Linked DNA regions of Homo sapiens: region 2 is linked to region 1. A link is a loop called in an ENCODE intact Hi-C map of the cell type or tissue named here. Cell type or tissue: Caco-2. All regions are shown on one strand. Each heading gives the region's core, and the rest is flanking DNA. Links, peaks and the distances in the headings are about the cores only.

Evidence for each region. Hi-C counts contacts between places; a loop is a spot of excess contacts. Peaks named below come from ENCODE experiments on the same cell type or tissue, not always from the same donor. Only the 100,000 strongest peaks of a DNase experiment are listed, where the experiment ranks them.
Region 2: a loop joins it to region 1, with 2.8 times the contacts of the local background. A loop is called at or near these places in 2 of 110 quality-filtered maps.

Annotation. Positions count from the first base shown.
Region 1 is chr5:11,246,324-11,255,759 of GRCh38, reverse strand. The region is part of intron 9 of CTNND2 (catenin delta 2); the gene reads left to right. Among named protein-coding and RNA genes, the nearest start is that of CTD-2154B17.1, 460 kb to the right of the region's middle. In Caco-2, for the core only: a CTCF peak has its summit at 8,336; a DNase peak (open chromatin) is centred at 4,279.
Region 2 is chr5:11,591,127-11,600,562 of GRCh38, reverse strand. The region is part of intron 2 of CTNND2 (catenin delta 2); the gene reads left to right. Among named protein-coding and RNA genes, the nearest start is that of CTNND2, 310 kb to the left of the region's middle. In Caco-2, for the core only: no CTCF peak of the experiment used is centred there; a DNase peak (open chromatin) is centred at 3,782.

The sequences.
Region 1 (9,436 bases), core at 943-8,942:
GATGCTGGGAGGAGCTTAGAAACCAAACTTTTATTCCCACTATTTTTTCCCCAACAGTTACTGAAGAAACAGACCTGATAAAGATTTGTGTTCCTCCATGATAACCGTGCCTGTGCCTTCCTTCATCTGCATCCTACTAGATAGAATGCGTAACCTTTGTGGTCGCAGCCAAGTATGGATTTTGTGTTTCAAAGAAAATGAGAGCATGAGACAAGATTGAATTTTTCTTTATGTCACAATATTATGGTGATTTTAGTTCTAAGAAAGTATTTTTTGAAAGATGTTTGAAACCTCCCTAGCTGTTAAATGAACAGGAAAAAATGCTAGGATTTCAAGATGCTTCTGTGTCACACACTTGCCTGTCGAAAGTTCTAGTCGGCCTCTGTGCAAAACCAGCGCAAAGTCTGCTCTCCAGAAATGATGTGTAGAGACAGCTGGAGGCCCAACTGTTGCAGAAATGGGCCGATGTGACAAGTCCTCACTGCAACTGAGATGCATGGACATTTTTCATGAAGTGAGTTTTTTTTCCCCAGGAATTGTTAATTCAGTCCTTTTTCCCTTCTTCTATTTACCACAAGGAAGTATTAAATCATACAATAGGCAGTAAATTTAAAGTCTCGTGTGTTGTAAAGACTTGAAACATAAACAAGTCAAGGGATATTTAGGAAAAAAACTCATAGATGACACAAACATAATAGAAGATGGAGGGAAAATGTTTTGAAATGCATCCCTAAACCTGTAGCTCTGGCATGACTCCAAAGACAAATTTTAAATTACAACAGCAACCCAAATCCTTGGTCCTATTCAGAGAAAGATGTTGGTCTGAACTGACAGTGTTTTGACCTAATGTAGTGCCTCTTACAGTTTATGTTCTGGGCTATCAAAATGTGCATAATATAGTATACACCACGGTTTCTCAGCCTCAGCACTACTGAGATTTTGGGCCAGATAATTCTTAGTTGGGAAGGGAGGCTGCCCTGCATTATAATTTGCAAGTCTAAAAGTAAGGGTGACACCTGTTTCTCCTAGCTCAGAAAAGTATTTTATACATTTCATACTTCTTGAAGTGTAAAAAACATTTCTAGACCGTCTTCCACTTTGTAATTTTGACATGCACTGTTGTATGGTGAATCTGAATGTTCTCAGAACCTAGGAAATGGGCATTTCCTCTGACCTAGTAGAAGAAAGCCTTCTTGGAGATGTTGCCTCTGACCACAGCCTGCACCTCTGATACCTATTCAAATGGAGTCAAAAACATTCCCTAAAGAGCACCAGAAAATTTGAGAGTTCCCAGTTCTATTGTGCAAGGTAGGAACCATGTTCTTTGCTCTACCTATGATTAAATTATTCTTTTGTGCCCAGACACATTCAGGTATCATATCCAGCTTCCTTTACCTGGATGTGTGGTTCCTGAGAACCACAGCCAGGATAGGGTGGGCTTTGCTTTATGCATTGAGCAGAGGGTATGTATTCAGGGAAACTTGAAGTGATGGGAGCTTCTTTTACCAACTTTGCACAAGTCATTTAAGATGTCTGAAAATCAGGCTCTGGGAAGAAAAGTGGATTGACTACTAATGTTTATTGAGCAACTAGTAAATCCCATCACTCTGCTAAACTGAGTGTGTTAAAATTGCAGTAAATTATGTAAATTTTAAAAATCCAATGTTTCAACTAACTAAATTTGATGACTAGAAGGTCATCATTTTCTAAATACCCGTTTGATGTAAAGCATTTTTTTAGTCATAATGGATTGTAATAAAAAATAACAAATAGTTTTGGGTCAAGGCAATAGATTACACCAAGTAAGTAAACATAAAAAATTAAATATACTGAGTGTACAGAAAGATAGGTGTTTTGTATCAGACCTTATTTAAAGAAAATATCTGTTTCAAATCAAACCAGTAGATTTTGATTGGCTTAGCAACTCCCTTTTGGGAGATTTAAGGCAGGAGAACACTAAGGTGAGCAGAATAATACAGATTAGGAAAAATATTTTATCCAGAAGGTTTTATTTATTGCATCAACAAATAGCATAACTCTTTATGGACATAGATATCTAGATGGTCTATTGTATTTTTACATCATCGTTATATTATTCTGTTTTCACACTGCTGATAAAGACATACCCAAGACTGGGTAATTTATAAAGAAAAAGAGGTTTAATGGACTCACAGTTCCATGTGGCTGGGGAGGCCTCACAATCATGGTGGAAGGTGAAAGGCATGTCTTACATGGCAGCAGGCAAGAGAGAATGAGAGCCAAGCAAAAGGGGAAAACTGCTACAAAATCATCAGATCTTGTGAGACTTATTCACTAGCATGAAAATAGTATGGGGGAAACAGCCCCATGATTCAATTATCTTCCACCAGATCCATCCCACAAACTTGGGAATTATGGGAGCTACAATTCAAGATAAGATTTGAGTGAGGACACAGCCAAACCATATCAATAGTCCTTAATTGAATAAATCACAGGTAACTCACAAAAGCCAGAGAAAGGCAGGACATGACAAATCTGGGAGGAATTTGAACAAATGGGGCCCAGTGAGAAGCCAAGTAAAATTTAGAGACAGATCATGAAAGAAAAGAAAAGGAGAGGTGTAAGAACTGGTTGAGAGCACTGATGATTTTTTTCTTCAGGTATGACCTTTTATTCTCTGTTCCATCTCCTGACCCTGGGCCCTGGAATAACCTCAGACTGAGGTTGCCTGAGATTATAAATGGAGAAAGCATAGCAGAGATATTTATTTGCAAACAGTTCATTGCTTTATAAAAGTCAGCAACATAAAATATCTCTGTGTGAGATACTGCTATTTTTAGATTACACAACTCTTGATTTAGAGGGGAGAAGGCAATCATAATTGAAAGAGCCATAAGAAACATGGTGTTAGTCCTACAGTAGATGAATTTTACTTTATCCTCATGAAATTACTGAGGAGTACACATTCATTTTGGTGCCCAACTTGCAGTGGCTTATAAAAATAGTAACAAAAAGTGTTTGATGAGAGAGTGAGCCACCTGGGTAAGACTGTGGGCTCTGAAGAGAGCCTGTGGTTAATTCTGCCTCCATCACCTGATCATCTCTGAGACTCCTAGCAAGTGGCTGAAGCTCTCTATACTGCAAATGTTACATCTATAAAATGGAATATTTATGGCACCACCCTGATGGGAATGTGATGAACATTAAGTGAGGAAGGCATAAGAGCAGTTCTTAGCAACACAGAACATGCTCCTTAAATGTGAGCTTACATTATGTTGACTTCTACTTGTAAGAAATGAACTTATGCCAGTGCTTATTGTAGAATATTGTTATGTACAGGAGATAATCTCTCTGATTATTGAATCTGTAGTTGTCTATAGACATAGAACTAAGGTATAATCTCCCCCCCACCCCAGTTTCTGATCACTGCAGTGCAGTGAAATCTAGAAAGAGCTGCTTGTTACACTGACCTGACAGCAGTTTTCACATCACTGAGTTTGTTTGCTTTCTCTGGCTGTCAAGTCTCTCATTGATTTCTCATTCTGCAGTCTAAGTCCATATCAGCCCAACAAAGGATCTGGGGAAAGGGCAACAAATGGGTGTGAAGGAGGTCCCTTAAGTTCACGTACAAGTTTGAAGACATTAAGAGCAATTTGATGCAGTGAAGAACAAGCTGAATATAATAAAGCATTTTCAGTAATGCTACTGCCACTAAAATGGTGTTTTTGTCATGAACATTGCAAGATCTCATTCTACTGTACTCTTGCTAATGTAAAAAAAGATAAAGCAATTCTAAATGCTGATGTTTTCCCCAAAATTTATAGTATTTTTAAATATATAAATAATTGTTAAGGAAAGCTGTGATTTAGGACTTTCAAAGTCATAAAACGATACATTTCAAAACATTTACATAAGCAAATTTTTAGAAATTGAGTGTAAGTCTATTTTCCCAAACTACAAGTTTTTATTTATTTTACTTAGCTACTGTGTCACTTAATTGAAATTCTGAAATTCTGAGTATAAACTTTTACAAGACGAACTTCCTATTCATATACACATAATTTGCCCTTCTCCCAATAATTGTTCATTTTGCTGAAGTTTTTCATTAATGGTTAGGTCACAGCTGTCGTGAGGACGATTCGTTTGCTCTGTTTCCAAACTATATGCCAAGGTGTCCCAGGGCAACATAGGAAATTCGAGGGATTCCGAGGGATATTTTAAATTTTCAAGATAAATACGGTATCTTGAAACCAGGTTGAAACATGAGCTCCCATTAGTTCAGTTTCAAAATCCAGCTGTGCCACATTCCTTTCAATGATGTCATCACTTTGCATACCAGGATTTTCAGAGGTTTCTGTGATATGAAGCAAGTGCTAGTGACAATCAGCATAGGAGAGGATGTGAAGATGGCATTGTCTGCTTCCAAGTTTTGAGAAGTTGTGCAGTGCCCCAAAGCACGGACATGTTAGGATGTAGATGATTCAAGCTGTTCAGACCTAAGAACTTACTAAATGGAACTGTCAGGCATTTATTTTGGCCTGGGGGGCACCCTGTGAAACATGAAGAGGTTTGTGAACCCATAAAGTTCAGGAAACTCAAGTTCTATAAAGTCAAGCAGCCGAAACACTCCGGCCAATAATTGTGTTCAGTCACTTCTCACAAATAAAAAATATTTGATTTATAAAAAATAAATCTGTACAACACTTAAATAATAAACCAACATTCTTAAAGACCCAAGTTCTTTTTTTTCCTAGTGGCTTCAGTTTGCTGCTATGGAAATAGACCTTTTAAAATGCTTAATAAAGAAACCATCGTTCTTAATTAGTGAAAAAGATCATAGATGCATTTATTATTTGCACGAACAAAACTATGTGTCTCTGCCACTTAGTCTTTATGGTGTAGTCAAACGTCTTCCATCTGCCCTGTGTACCCCTCTACCTCATTTTAAATTATAAAGGTCTATGGGCTGGGTGCGGTAGCTCACGCTTGTAATCCCAGCACTTTGGGAGGCTGAGGCAGAAGGATCACTTGAGCCTTGGAGTTGGAGACCAGCCTGAGCAACCTAGTGAGACCCTGTCTGTAGAAAAAATTTAAAAACTAGCTGAGTGTGTTGGTGCGTGCCTGTAGTACTAGCTACTTTGGAGGCTGAGACAGGAGGATCACTTGAGCTCAGGAATTCAAGGCTACAGTGAGCTACGATCCACCACCACACCCCAACCTAGGCAACAGAGCAAGACCCTGTCTCTAAAAAAAAAAAAAAATATATGTATATATATATATATATATATAGAGAGAGAGAGAGAGAGAGAGAGAGAGAGAGAGAGCACCCTTTAAATTCACCGCAAACTTTCAATTAATTTTCAAATTAATTACACACATTCTACTTAGAGTTGAGCAGACACAGAAGTAAGAAAAAGGCTAGTCTAAGACTTTATCAATGGGTAGAAATGAAAGGTAATTGGGTACCATTATATTGAAATCAACGTTATTTTTTATTATTGTTGCACTTGAAAACAAAACTTGCTTATGTATTCAGTTGTACAGATACAGAATCATCCAAGACAATGACCTATAGTTGGGCCTTTCAACAGCCTTTTCACCCATGGTCCACTGTTGGTTATTTTATTCAAACTGAAGGGTGAAAATATTCTCCACATTTTATATTTAAAGAAATGCAGACTCTGGAAATGGAGGTAAGTTAAAAGTTTTATAGCAAAGTACTCTGAAATATGATCAAAGAAAATCCCTATGGAATTGCTTTGCTTTTAATGTCTAGTAATGAGAAATAATTATGAATGGACACTTGGACACTGCAGCCCTTTATATCCTCATATTAAGAATATGCCCAAATATTCATATGTTCTTTAGGATTTCTTTAAGGACAAAGTGAAGCAATACACATAGATGAGTGTGTTTTGGTTTTTTTTTTTGACATGGACACTAATGACTGTAGATCTAATTAAATGGCTTTAGATTTTTGGTTTTTTTTTTGTTTGTTTTTGTACTATTCTAGCGGCTAAATAACCACACTCAAAAGCTTTCCTCCCATTCCTAATGTATTTCAGGTTAAAACAATCTAATGTAATCCATGAAGTCATTCCTCAAAAATTATACTGAAGTGTCAAATATGAATACGAATGGTAAATATGAATAGAAAATATGATGGTCCCTAAACCACAAAAATGACCACACAACTCACAGTAGCCTGGCTGATATGAATGACTGCTCATTCTTGGCCAATCACAGGTTGAACATTACTCTGTTTTTTCTCCTTCTAGATAAGATTATTCAAGCCCCCTGACCATGAAATTTCCCCTACATCCTCGTAGCACCCAATCCAGAACAAAGCCTTGCTCCTTTGAATCTTCCCAAGACACACAAAACAAGTCAAATTTTGTCAGTCTATTCAACGCCCTCTTACTGATATGTCCCATGGTTTCCCATGGTGTGAGTCCTTTCTTATTACGAGCAATAAGCCCAACTTGGTTCAAACACAGGTGTGATCCTGATGCCCTCGGTTGGATGGCAGTGACATTGCTAGCAGCTTGTTTCTGAAGTACACTCTTCCTGAATGCCACACCACATGGCCTATCAGGAAATGAACCCATAAAACAAGAACAAGGAGTACGCTCTTCCTTCTTAGATAACAGGCTTTTTCTGGTAGATAATTCTGCTCCCACTGTGTTGCCCACTACAATCTGAGGGCAGGAACCAGTGTTTGGTACTAGAGGCTGACAGCTTTGGAGAGCACAGCGACCAAATGTTAGGCCAAATTAGACCACATTTTGTTAGATTCTATTAAGATTTTCTTTAGAGGAAGTATCTCTGCTCAATATTATCTGAGATAAATTAAGTTGGCATTCTTCGAAGAACTAAGATAAGGTGATGATGATGAAAACCAAAAATGGATATTGTTAAATCATGTTCTAGCCAAGACTAGACTCCGGTAAACCGTCAGCCCCAAAGTATGTGTTCATGGTTCACATTGTAAAGACACTGTGACAGGTACTTCAGGACACGTTCTCACTTCCAGAAACACAGAGCTTAGTGTGGAATCTCAAGAGATGGTGTTCTTGTTATTAGAATGCATCTACCTGTATCATTGTGGCTTCTATCAGAAGTTAAGTTTTCATAAAGAGATTCATCAAGTGCACCATTTATATTTTTCTCAGGGACAATTGTCAAGTGGTATGGTTACCTAATTTATAAGAAAGTGTGCTCTAGTCTATGGTTTATACACAATGTATTTTAAGTCTATGTATCAAGTTTCCTGTAACATGTATATTATATGTGTATATATGCATTATATGTGTGCATAAGTACAAACACACACATACTATATGTATTATACATATATAATATCTACACACTATATATTATACACACAGATCTGCACATATACATACACATGTGCCCACATGCACATATATATATATATATGTATGTATAATAAAACATTTTGAGGGTGACCAAGGCCTTTGTGGTTTTCTCAAATTCTTAATCTAATCCTGAGGCAAAATTCTGATCTTACCCTGATATCAACAAAGTAAAAAACACTGCTCAAATGTTCTTAAATCTCCTGATCCGAGTATTTTGGGCATCAAATCCCTTCCCTCTTATTTACACTCCAGGTTCACAGCTCCAGGTGATTTTCTAAGAAACATCACGGGCTGTTAATTTTAAAATAGATACATAGTGGTGAACATAAACATTTTCTATAAAGTCATCATGCTTTACAAGGTAAAGTTTATGGACACTAATTTGTATTTTTTCCCTTGGGCTGTTACCACCAGACAGAACCTGTTAGAATTTCCAGGGCAACTAAATTCTTACATGTTTGAGGTTATTTTTTCCATTTTGTAGCATATTTTTATTGAAAAAGTCTAGTTGCATTAATGAATGAATAAATGCTGTTTTAAAGTTAATTGGATATTGCATAGGTATTATGACATAATTGATGATATCCATTGTAATCTAATGGTCTTTGAGAATATTTATGTCTTCTAAAGGACCTAAATATTCTATATAGAAGCAGAAATTTGTTAATATTTAAGCTACATGTAATTAAATTTGATAACTATTAGCATAAATTGGGGCTAATCATTTTACATCATTCCTCACCCCTAACTTCTAATAAATTGAATTCAGAGAAGAAGCCCATTGCTTGACTAAGATTAATGTAAGGCACTTAGTGTCCATAATAGTTCAGAAATAGCCAATTTTCTCATCATTTTACTGTTTTCTCTCTTCACTTTACCAGCCAGGAGAAAACTTGCTAGTTGAAATTGTTCCTTCTAATTGTGAAACAAGAGATCCCAGTCCCCACAGTCCCCACAAGGTGGCCTTCCTTGACTAACCTGCGTAGTGGGCCCAGGCCCCCAGTGATATGGGTGGGAGGCGTGGAGTAGGCTTTGCATAGGGTCTCACAGAGGGCCTCTTTCTTTTCTCACACTCAAATGCACCCCTCCAGGAATTCCTGCAGGCTCTACCTTCAAAGGGCATCCAGACTGCCCGTGCTTCTCAACACCCTCTGTCCCTGCTGGGGCTGAGCCACCATCTGCCCCCAACTGCTCTCAGCTCCTGCCCCACCCCTCAGAATCTGTTCTTAACCTAGCATCCAGCGGGGGCCTTTTCCAGAACTCAGCATCATCCAGGTGTAATTGATACCCAAGAAATGCAAGATTTTAGGCCTGCAGTTTATGAGAGTCAATAGATGCACACATCCAGGCAGCCACCGTCAAAGGGATCTTTTAAGAATGTGAGTCAGATCCCAGCGTTCCAGTGGCTTCCCTATGTCTTGGAGCAGAAGCCAGAGGCCTGCGATGTCGGACACATCAGGGCCCCCTGTTGGTCTCCCAGTAGGGCCCGGGACTCACTTCTCTTCACCCCGTGACCTTCTTACCTCTTGTCTGACATGCCAGGCACACTCCTGCCTCAGAGGCTTGTTACTTCCGTTTTCCTGTTCTGGAATGTTCCCTCCACTCAGCTCCGGTGTCACCTTCTCGGAGCAGTCTCCCCTGGCCTCTGTATTTATAATAACCACCCCCCACCCCCCCACCCACCTACAGACACACAGACTGTCGTGTCCCTGTCTCTACTTGGCTTTACTTTCCCATCCAACTTGTATGAGTTTCCTGGTGGTGGCCATAGCAAAGCACCACCAACTGGGTGGCCCAAAACAACAGAAATTGATTCTGCCAGACCAAAATCATGGTGTGAGCAGTGTAGCGTCTCTCCAGAGGTGCTGAGGGAGAGTCCTGCCCCTCTTCTCGCTTCTGGTGGTGCCCGGAATCCTCGGTGTCCCTGGGCTTGTGGCTGCATCACTCCAGCCCCTGCCTTCCTCTTCACATTGCCTCTCTCTGTGTCTGTGTCTTCCTTTGTCTCTTATGAGGGCACTCTCTTTTGACTCAGGGGCCACCCCAATCCAGTCTGATCTCATTTCCATCCTTACCTCAAT
Region 2 (9,436 bases), core at 768-8,767, 340 kb before region 1:
GGCTGATTTTTCTATTTTTAGTAGAGATGGGGTTTCACTATGTTGGTCAAACTGGTCTCGAACTCCTGACTTCAAGTGGTCCACCTGCCTCAGGCTCCCAAAGTGCTGGGATTACAGGCGTGAGCCACTATGCCTGGCCTAATCTTCATATAAAAAATTTGCACACATGTTGGTACAATTGTTCACCTATAACACACAATATACTTAATATATCTGTGGAAAATAGTTGATACATATAATACAAAATTTTTTTTGTTGTTTTGTTTTTTTAGTTTTAGTGTACTTCACATACTGCTTAGAATTTAGGTGTCAGCAAATGTTTTTCCCATACTTGACAAAACAGTGTGTCCACACACTTGCTGTATTAGCATAGGTATGTAATTCTGTAAGCAGGTAAATACTTCAGTGATTGCCTCCAACACTGACAGTGTCAGCTGAGGAAAACTCTAGATGGTAGATGGAGGAATGGAAATTTAAGTCACATATTTTAATCATAGACAATTTAAATTCAGATCCATATTTATAGTTTTGCTTTAGAATTGGATAAAGACCATTTGTGGTCTCAATATTTGGGACTTGCTAAAAGTAGGTACCTTGATGCATTTTGGAGGCACTTCTTAACTCGGATTCCTGAGTGTAACCCAAGTATTAACTCTATGGCCATAGAATGCCGACAGAAGAGCAGAAGAAACTTCCACTTTTATGGTTCCTGGGCATGCAATAAGACTCTCAAGAAATTAGATAGCCAAATCAGTGTGCCATTTCTCATCACCAGAATAGCAAGCTTCCTGGTCTGAGAACCCCAAGGGAAAGTCTAAACTCCATTTTCGCAATCACTTTTCTATTTTCCTGACTTTTCACTGAATTGTACTCACGGGTATAAATCTAACCTTTGATCTACGTGGACCTCATGAATAAGTACAAGTTCTACTTGTTTGGGATTTTAAGAACTAGCAAAAGCAAACAAACAAGCAAAAAAACCCAAATCCTTTGCCAGTCATGGATGTCATGTTTGAGAAGAAATGCTATATATGGCAAGAACTATTGCGGGCAACTTCAAAATTTCATACACAAAAGGAGTTACTTTTTCAAAACTCCAAAAATGGTCATTAAATATGTGTAAATGTATTTATAACTACAGAAAAGTTCTAGAAGACACAAGCTTCCAAAAACATCTATTAGAAATGAAATACCTGTTCAAGATGAAGTTTACTAGAATAGTTAACTTTCCTCCTTTAACCCTTATTATTAATTTTTTTTAGTTTTCCAGGAAATATTGCTATGTTATCATGAACTGCCTAAGTAGATTGTCCCATACATTTTTGATGTTGCTCTAGATGTGTTATGATTTGGATCTGTGTCCCCACTCATATCTCATGTGGAATTGTAATTTCCAAGTGTTGAAGGTGGGGCTTAGTAGGAGATGACTGGATCATGGGGGTGGTTTCAAATGCCTTAGCACCATCTCCCTGGTGCTGTCTTGTGATAGAGTTCTCTTGACATCTGATGAGATCTGATGGTTTAAAAGTGTGTGGCAGTTCCCTGCTTGCTCACTCTCTTTCTCCTGCTGCCATGTAAGGCATGCCTTGCTTCCCCTTCGCCTTCTGACGTAATTGTGAGTTTCCTGAGGCTCCCCAGCCATGCATATCTGTGAGTCCATTAATCATCTTTTTTTTAATAGATTACCCAGTCTCAGGTAGTTCTTGATAGCAGCGTGAGAATGCACTAATACAAGATGCTTACTTCCTTTTCATGTTTTCTGACCCAGCTGTTAATGAGTTTCACTATAATAAATATTAAAGTTTTATACTTACAGTTGTTTGTGAAATCTTTTGGTTAAGTCTCATATTTTTCATCAGTTTTCATGGAGAAGATATATTTTCCCAGCTCTTCATCTTCAATTCGTATATTAAGACTATAAGAAATAGACACTTCCTCCTTTCCCTCAACTTGTAAACCCTCTCATAGGAGGCTTAATGAAAAGAAAGGTGATAGGTGTTTCCTCTTATTTAAGGAGGCACAACACTATACCATTTAAATGTAATCAGATAAAGGATTTTAAAATGTGTATACAATATCAACCTTGATTACCTTTAGAATGGTTGACAAAACCATGGTGGTAAAGAATCGCTTAGTGGGATTACTGGGTAGGAGACCCCCCTGGAGTCCTGGCACACCTAGAAACTTACCTGATTCTGAGGAAGCTGGAATTTCTCCTCATCAGCACGTATCCCCCTTGGTTGTGGTGTAGAGGGATGGAGAATCTGATTTATCATTATTATACAAACCCAATAAGAACATGATGTGGTGGTTGTTAGCCATGGCTCCTAGAAGACAAACTTAAAACTATAAATGATTATAGATAGGTCTGTCTAGTGGTTAAGAACACAAACATGATTTTGGACAAATTATTTAACCTCTCTGAATCTGTTTCCTCATTTATAAAATGAGATAATAATAACTTGCCTCATTGGATGTACACAGAAACAATGATAACATTTTACTTTAAGGCTAAACTGCTTTTTGGATACAACAACAACAAAAATACAGCTATTTTTATCACATGAGAATATGGAAAAGGGTAATTTCAGTGATATAGGAAATGAGTTGTCCTCATTATCCAGTGGTGAGTTGACTTCTCAATAAAATACCAGCTCTACTTATCTTCATTGTTATTATTATATTTTCAAAGACTATTCCAAGCCAGGCTTCGTGGCTCATGCCCATAGTCTCAGTACGGAGCAGACGAATCACTTGAGCCCAGGTGTTTGAGATCAGCTTGGGCAACATGGCTAAATCCTTTTCTACAAATAATACAAAAATTAGCTGGGCATGGTGGACCACACCTGTAGTCCCATCTACTTGGAAGGCTACAGTGGGAGGATCACCTGAGTCTGAGAGGTTAAGGCTGCAGTAAGCAGTGATCACACCACTGCACACAAGCCTGGGTGACTGACACTCTGTTTCAAAAAAAAAAAAGAATATTCCCTAATTCGGACTGCTCATTGATGAATTAAGAAAAGCACATTATTGGCTAAGGCAAATTGTAAGCTTAGAGCAAGAAATAGAGAACATAACATAAATCTGTAGAGCTAAATGAGCCTTAAATTTTCATCCAGTCCATCAGATATGTCAGCAGCTTTGAAATACCAAGGAATCATCTCATTCCAGATTGACTGGGTAATAAAGGGAGCAAACTCAGTATTTAAGACCTTTACAAAGCTGTAAGCAAAGCCTGTGGACACCTAAACATTGATTTCAAATAATGCAATATCAGTTCTAGAACGAACTTAAGCTGTAACATACACGGAAGGGCCCCATTTTTAAGATACCAATGTATAGGCACTGTTCGGAAATAGAGGTATATTCAACAAGTCTTACAGAAAAGTCTTCAAAATTCTAGAAGAACAATGTGCTGTTTCTACAAATGATAAGTCACGGAGCCTGTTGTGATTCACATCGGTTTAATATACAGTGCTGCCATATCTGTGAGCAGCATCCTTTTATCGTCAGAGATTCCGCTGGACTTGTTTGGGTTCGCTGCCTGTCCTGCTCCACACAAACCAAACCTCACCATAGTACAAAGAACAAATGAGAGCTTGTTCTCAGGCAGTCAAGAAGAAATGGAACAAATATACTAGAATTCATGAAAGATTGATTGCCAAATATTTAAATACTGCTATCAGTTAAAAAAATGCCGATAAGCAAACAAAAAGCACAAAGAGAACACTAGAGTCCTAGACATAGGGGAATGCCAGTCATGTTCAGCCTGTTTGTCCACCTGTAACCCTCACCTCCAAGGCAGCACCTTTAACCACTACCCTCTACGCATCTGAACTTCCCAAGGCTGTAGGAAGTTAACTATTTAAAGGACAAAATGTTCCAGCCTAAATGTAAAGGATTTTTATAATACCAAAGGCAAATATATCCTACAGGGAATGGTTATACAAAAACATGTATATAGTTACGCTTTGATGTATTGAAATGTGATATATCTTCAAGAAATTACTCATTTGTTTTATTTCTCTTTGCAAATAAATATTTTTAAAGTAGTCTCTTTGGCTAGTGCCTTAGCCAAGCACATTGTGGGAAGAACTTAAAATGCTTAGTCATGTGCCTTTTTCTTATTGGTATTCCTTAGGTGCCTCAGCCAAGGGCAATGACATAATACCTAAGCCCAGCCAAAGAAACAGGGCCCACTCTGTCTTGACAGAGTATTATTCATGATCACCACTTTACATAAATGTTAAAGGATATCAAGTAAAGACATGAGCTAATTATGCAAAAAATTGAAACAAATGCCACTCTTAATGCTGGGTGATTAGGATGCAGTATTCTTAGTAGTCAAACAAGTCGAGTTATTTCTTAGAAGACAGTGCCTTAAATTTATGCCTGAGGTCTAGAAAAGGATAAAATATGATAGATGCTTTCCATCTGGTAATAAACAAAAAATACTCCCAGTTCTGCCATAAAGAGACTCCCAATTTGTTAATTGAAAATTTTGCATTCTGCAAAGTTGCGCTTGCGTGTGTGCATGTCTGTATGTGTCTTGGAGAAAGAGATTACTTTAAAAATGAGATCCTGCCTTTGTTATTATTGATATTATTTGGAAAGAATATATATTTATAGTAAAACTGGTGCATTGTGGCATTTTAGGAGGCAGTGGTGCTGATTCCATATAGCAGATGTGTTTCTTTACCTCTAATTAATTAATGTGTTTTAAAAAGTGTGTTCTAAGTTAATTTTCTGGCAATCGTTGTCGTTGTGTATTTGATAACTGGATGGAAATTGCTGTCTTCAAGCTTTTTAATCCCAAAAATGTAAAAGCATGTGAATTTCATGGATTGATAATTTACAACATCAGGTATGCCAATGGGTTTAAAGCTGAACTATTACCGAGATGGTCAACTATACATTCCATTTGAGAAACCCTGCTTTGAATACAGTGAAATTAATTTCATGCCAGGGTAGAGAGCTACTTCTGAAATGATTTTGTCTTCTTCATCTGTCATTGCATGAGCTTTAGTTTGAGGCACAGATTGAAGAAAGGCTTGTGAGGTCTCAAATAAGAGGTTTATACCCTGCCAGAATATATATTATTAATAGATTTAATATACCCTACACTGCTAGTACAGACTTCGAATTTACACTGGATTCAGGGATATTAGCTAGTGTGTGATAACATATACATCTAGTCTCTTAGTACCAATGGTTCTATTTTTGAGTCTGTCTGACACTTGGTTTCAAGAGTTTAGTGCAGCAGCAGGCAGCACTGGGGTTTCAGTTGCATCTGAGTACTTGTCACTACAAGGCCCCTAGGCAAAAGTCCAGCATTGTTTGTTTGACTTCCTTCCTCATCCTGTTTTCCCATTTTTTTCCTTACCACCTCCTGCAATCCATTTCAGCAGCGATAACTGCTGGATTACAGATAAAAGCTGAGCTGGCCCTAAAAATCTTACTCCTTGCAAGGATTTAATTGCAAAAGAATCTGTGTTGGAGCTTCCCCGTGTCCCTTGGAAGGCAGACGCAGTAATTTGGCTGTCAATTGTGTGTAATTTTATACCTTAGCGTCTGGAAGGATAATAAATAGAATTACACAGTTTTACACTGAAATGCTGATTATCAGAAAATAAGAAGCCAAAATTTCAGGAGTCATGTCTTTTAAAGTCTCTCCTAAATATCAAGTTTTGTTAGCATAAACATTTTAAATGTTAACTTTAACTTATTTGTAAATCACTACCAAGTCACCTATTTCATGTTAAAGCTTTTCTGTGTTAATGCTACTTATTCTTCCACCCCTCTGTCCATATAAGTAGATAAAAATTGCCAGGACATGGACATCATGAACATGTAGGTTTTGTTTGTGTGTGTATATTTGTTTGTTTTTTGTCCAAAAGATTGGATTATTTGTCCAAAGGGCCACAGCATAGTCAATTATTTTAAAGTTAATGATACCACAGCAAATAGTGATTCCTTTATACTTTAGTTCTACTTTTATTTTGTAAAAAGTAAAAATCCTTCATTTTCTTTAAAAAGGAAATTGGCAACAATATTGCTAGAAACCTTTGAAATTGATTTTTTAAAATCAAGAACATTTAGTAAGTAAATAATATTCCTGTTTTCATACATGCATGCCTGTTATAGCTTTCAAAAATCTAGGATTTAAAATAATTTAGAACCTTTTCAAAAGTAGAATATACATACAGAAAAATTTTGGTTTTTGCTATAATGGCAAAAACTGCAATTACTTTTGCACCAGCCTAATATATTCCAGCAAATGCAGCTTGCTCACTGTTATGTGTGTGAGACTCAGTCATAATAGTGTGCCTGGTTATACATGATTTATTTACTTTGCTGAATAGTATTTCACTGTGTACGTGTACTATACTATATTCATTCTAGTGACTGAGCATTTCTGTAGTGTTCAGTTGGGACTGACAGCATTATAGGAGATGTCTTCTGGTGTGCTTATGTGCACATTTTTTAGTTTGTGGCATTATCGAGTAGAATTGCTGAGAAACAGAGTATGTTTATCAAGAATTTTAGAAGAAATTCACAACTGTCACATTTATTTTAACATTTTATATTCCCACTTACAGTTTTATGAAAGTTCCAATAACACCCAATACTTGCCAATTTGGGCATTATCTGTCTCTCTGAATTTTAATCATTCTAATGAGTACTTAGTGGCACCCTATAGTGGTTAAAATTTTGTACCCTGGTGAGTAGTGAAGTTGATTGTCGTATTAGTCCATTTTCATACTGTTATGAAGAAATACTGGAGACTGGGTGATTTAAAAGGAAAAAAGGTGTAATGGACTCACAATTCCACATGGGTGGGGAGGCCTCACAATCATGATGGAAAGTGAAGGAGGAACAAAGACACGTCTTACATGGCAGAAGGCCAGAGAGCATATGCAGGGGAACTGCCCTTTATAAAACCAGCAGATCTCCTGAGACTTATTCACTATCATGAGAACAGCACGGGAAAAACCTGCCCCCATGATTCAGTTACCTCCCACCAGGTCCCTCCCATGACACCTGGGAATTACGGGAGCTACAATTCAAGATGAGATTTGGGTGGGGCACAGCCAAACTATATCAATCGTTTGCCAATTTATTTATTGGCCACATGGGTCATGTGGTTGTTTTCTTTTGTGCAGTGCTTGTTAAGTATTTTACCCTTTTTCTATTGGGTTGCCTATTAATGTCATATTACATTGCATTTCAGACTTAACACATATACAGAGAAAGACAGAATGAAAATATCTTCTCCCATTAGTGTACTTTCACTTTCCTGATGGGGTCTTTGGTAAACAGAATTTCTCAATTTTAATATGGCCCAATTTATAACTTTTTTTATATTCTGTTATGGTTAGCTCATTTTGTGTCCTGCTTAAGAAAGCCTTGGCTACTCCAAGGTCATGCATGTGCTGCATATAAGCATTTTCATTTAATCTTTCACATCTAGCCCTTCACTCCAGATGGAGTTGATTTTTTTTATTTTTTCGCAACTGGGGTCACGTTGCATTTTTTTTCAACAGGTGAAGGCACTATCTTTCCCTCTGCACTGCAGTGTCATGTTTCTTGTAAATCAGGTGTATGTGTGGCTTCATGTCTGGATTCTCTTCTGCTCCACTGTTCTTTTTGTCTCTCCTTATGTGGATACCACACAATCTTTATGACTGCAGTTTTCTAGTCCACCATGTTATCTGGTAGGCTGTCTTCCAGATTTATTCTCTTCCTTTAAGACTGCTTGCTCTTCTTAGCCCTGTGCATTTCGATATAAATTTTAGAATCCACTGTCCATTAAGTCAGGCCCCTTACCCCCCCAGAAAAGCATGCTGAGGTTTTGATTATAATTTTTAGGTAGATGTTTGGTTGTTGTTTTGATCAAATTGAGGGCTTTCCCCCACTATTTCTGGTCTGCAAAGATTTTTTTTTTTTACTTAAGAATACTGTTGAACTTTGTCAAGAGTAAACATTTTTGCATCTTTGGGATTTCCCTTAAACCACTGTTATGATTATCTCACAATGTTGATTTTATTGTACTTCTTTCCTGGAAACACTAAAATGAACCAAAAATACAAGAGGATTGCGAATAAAATTCCATTTACAATAATACTAGGAAATAAATCAGCACAAACTCATGAAGGAGATATGTGAGTTTACACGTATCTTCCCAGATATCATACATTATGCATATTTCATTTTAGAAAAAAGAAGAGGAAGGAAGGAAGGAAGGCAGGAGGAAGGGAGAAAGGAAGGAAGGCAGAAAGGAAGGAAGGAAGACAGGAAGGCAGGAAGGCAAGCAGGCAGGAAGGCAGGCAGGCAGGAAGGCAGACTGGAAGAAAGGCAGGAAGGCAGGCAGGCAGGAAGGCAGGCAGGCAGGAAGGCAGGCAGGCAGGAAGGCAGGAAGGCAGGAAGGCAGGAAAGAAGGAAGGAAGGAAGGTAGATAGGTTCCTGAGCCAGAATCCTCAACTGAAACACTGAGTTCTGAAGACATGAGGGGACACAGGAGAGATGAAGCTCTATGAAGGACAAGTCCCAATAGGAGAAAATAATGTCAGGGGTTGGGGGGTGGGTAGCATAAGAACTACATTTTCAGCTACCAGCTGCCTTCACTTTTTTTCATACTTAGAATTGCTCCCCTCCCCAATCTGTTACCAAGCAAAAGTCAGGCCAAGAAAAGGTTGCCATAATTCAAAAATAAGTAATAAACTGGAATGTTTAAAGATAGTGGGTTGACATTGTCCATAAAAAGTAAGAAACAAAGAAATCAGAAAGAGAATAAAGGAACACAAAAACACAAATACACAAAAGGCAGAGAAAGTATAACCACAGAAAAATAAAATTACCCCCAGGTGATGTAAGGGAAAGTTAACAATTTTTTTGTAACTTGAGTAAGTTTAAAATTATGAGCAAAAATGAAATCAAAGAAGAAATCATAGGACACAGGAGGCATGAAAGGAGTAACAATGAGCTGGCAAAGATTATTCAAAAAAAAGAAAAAAATAGCTATTGCTGAAATGAAACCATGTTAGAAGCATCAAGCAGACAAATAGTGCAGAAATAAACGGGACTGGTATGAAGAAATAAAGCAGAAGAGAGAAAAAAAGGCAATAGATGTAGAAGAGAGATAACTAGGAGCTAATGTATGGGTTGTTATTTTTACAATAGTTCTCACCTGGGAAAGTAATTTTCTTACAAGAGGGATATATCAATCTGGCTTTTTAATTCTATTCTGCAGTTTTCAGTGTCAGAGGTAACTGAATGATTTCTTCAGAATTGTGAGTGAGGAAAAGTGTGATCCCAAAGTTGTATAACCTTCTAAGTAGGGCATAATACCAGGGACACCTTCACAGAGAATGATGGTGAGTTGTGCTTCTGGAGGTACCACAAACATTCCATTCTAGGTGAAAAATGCCTCTGAGGG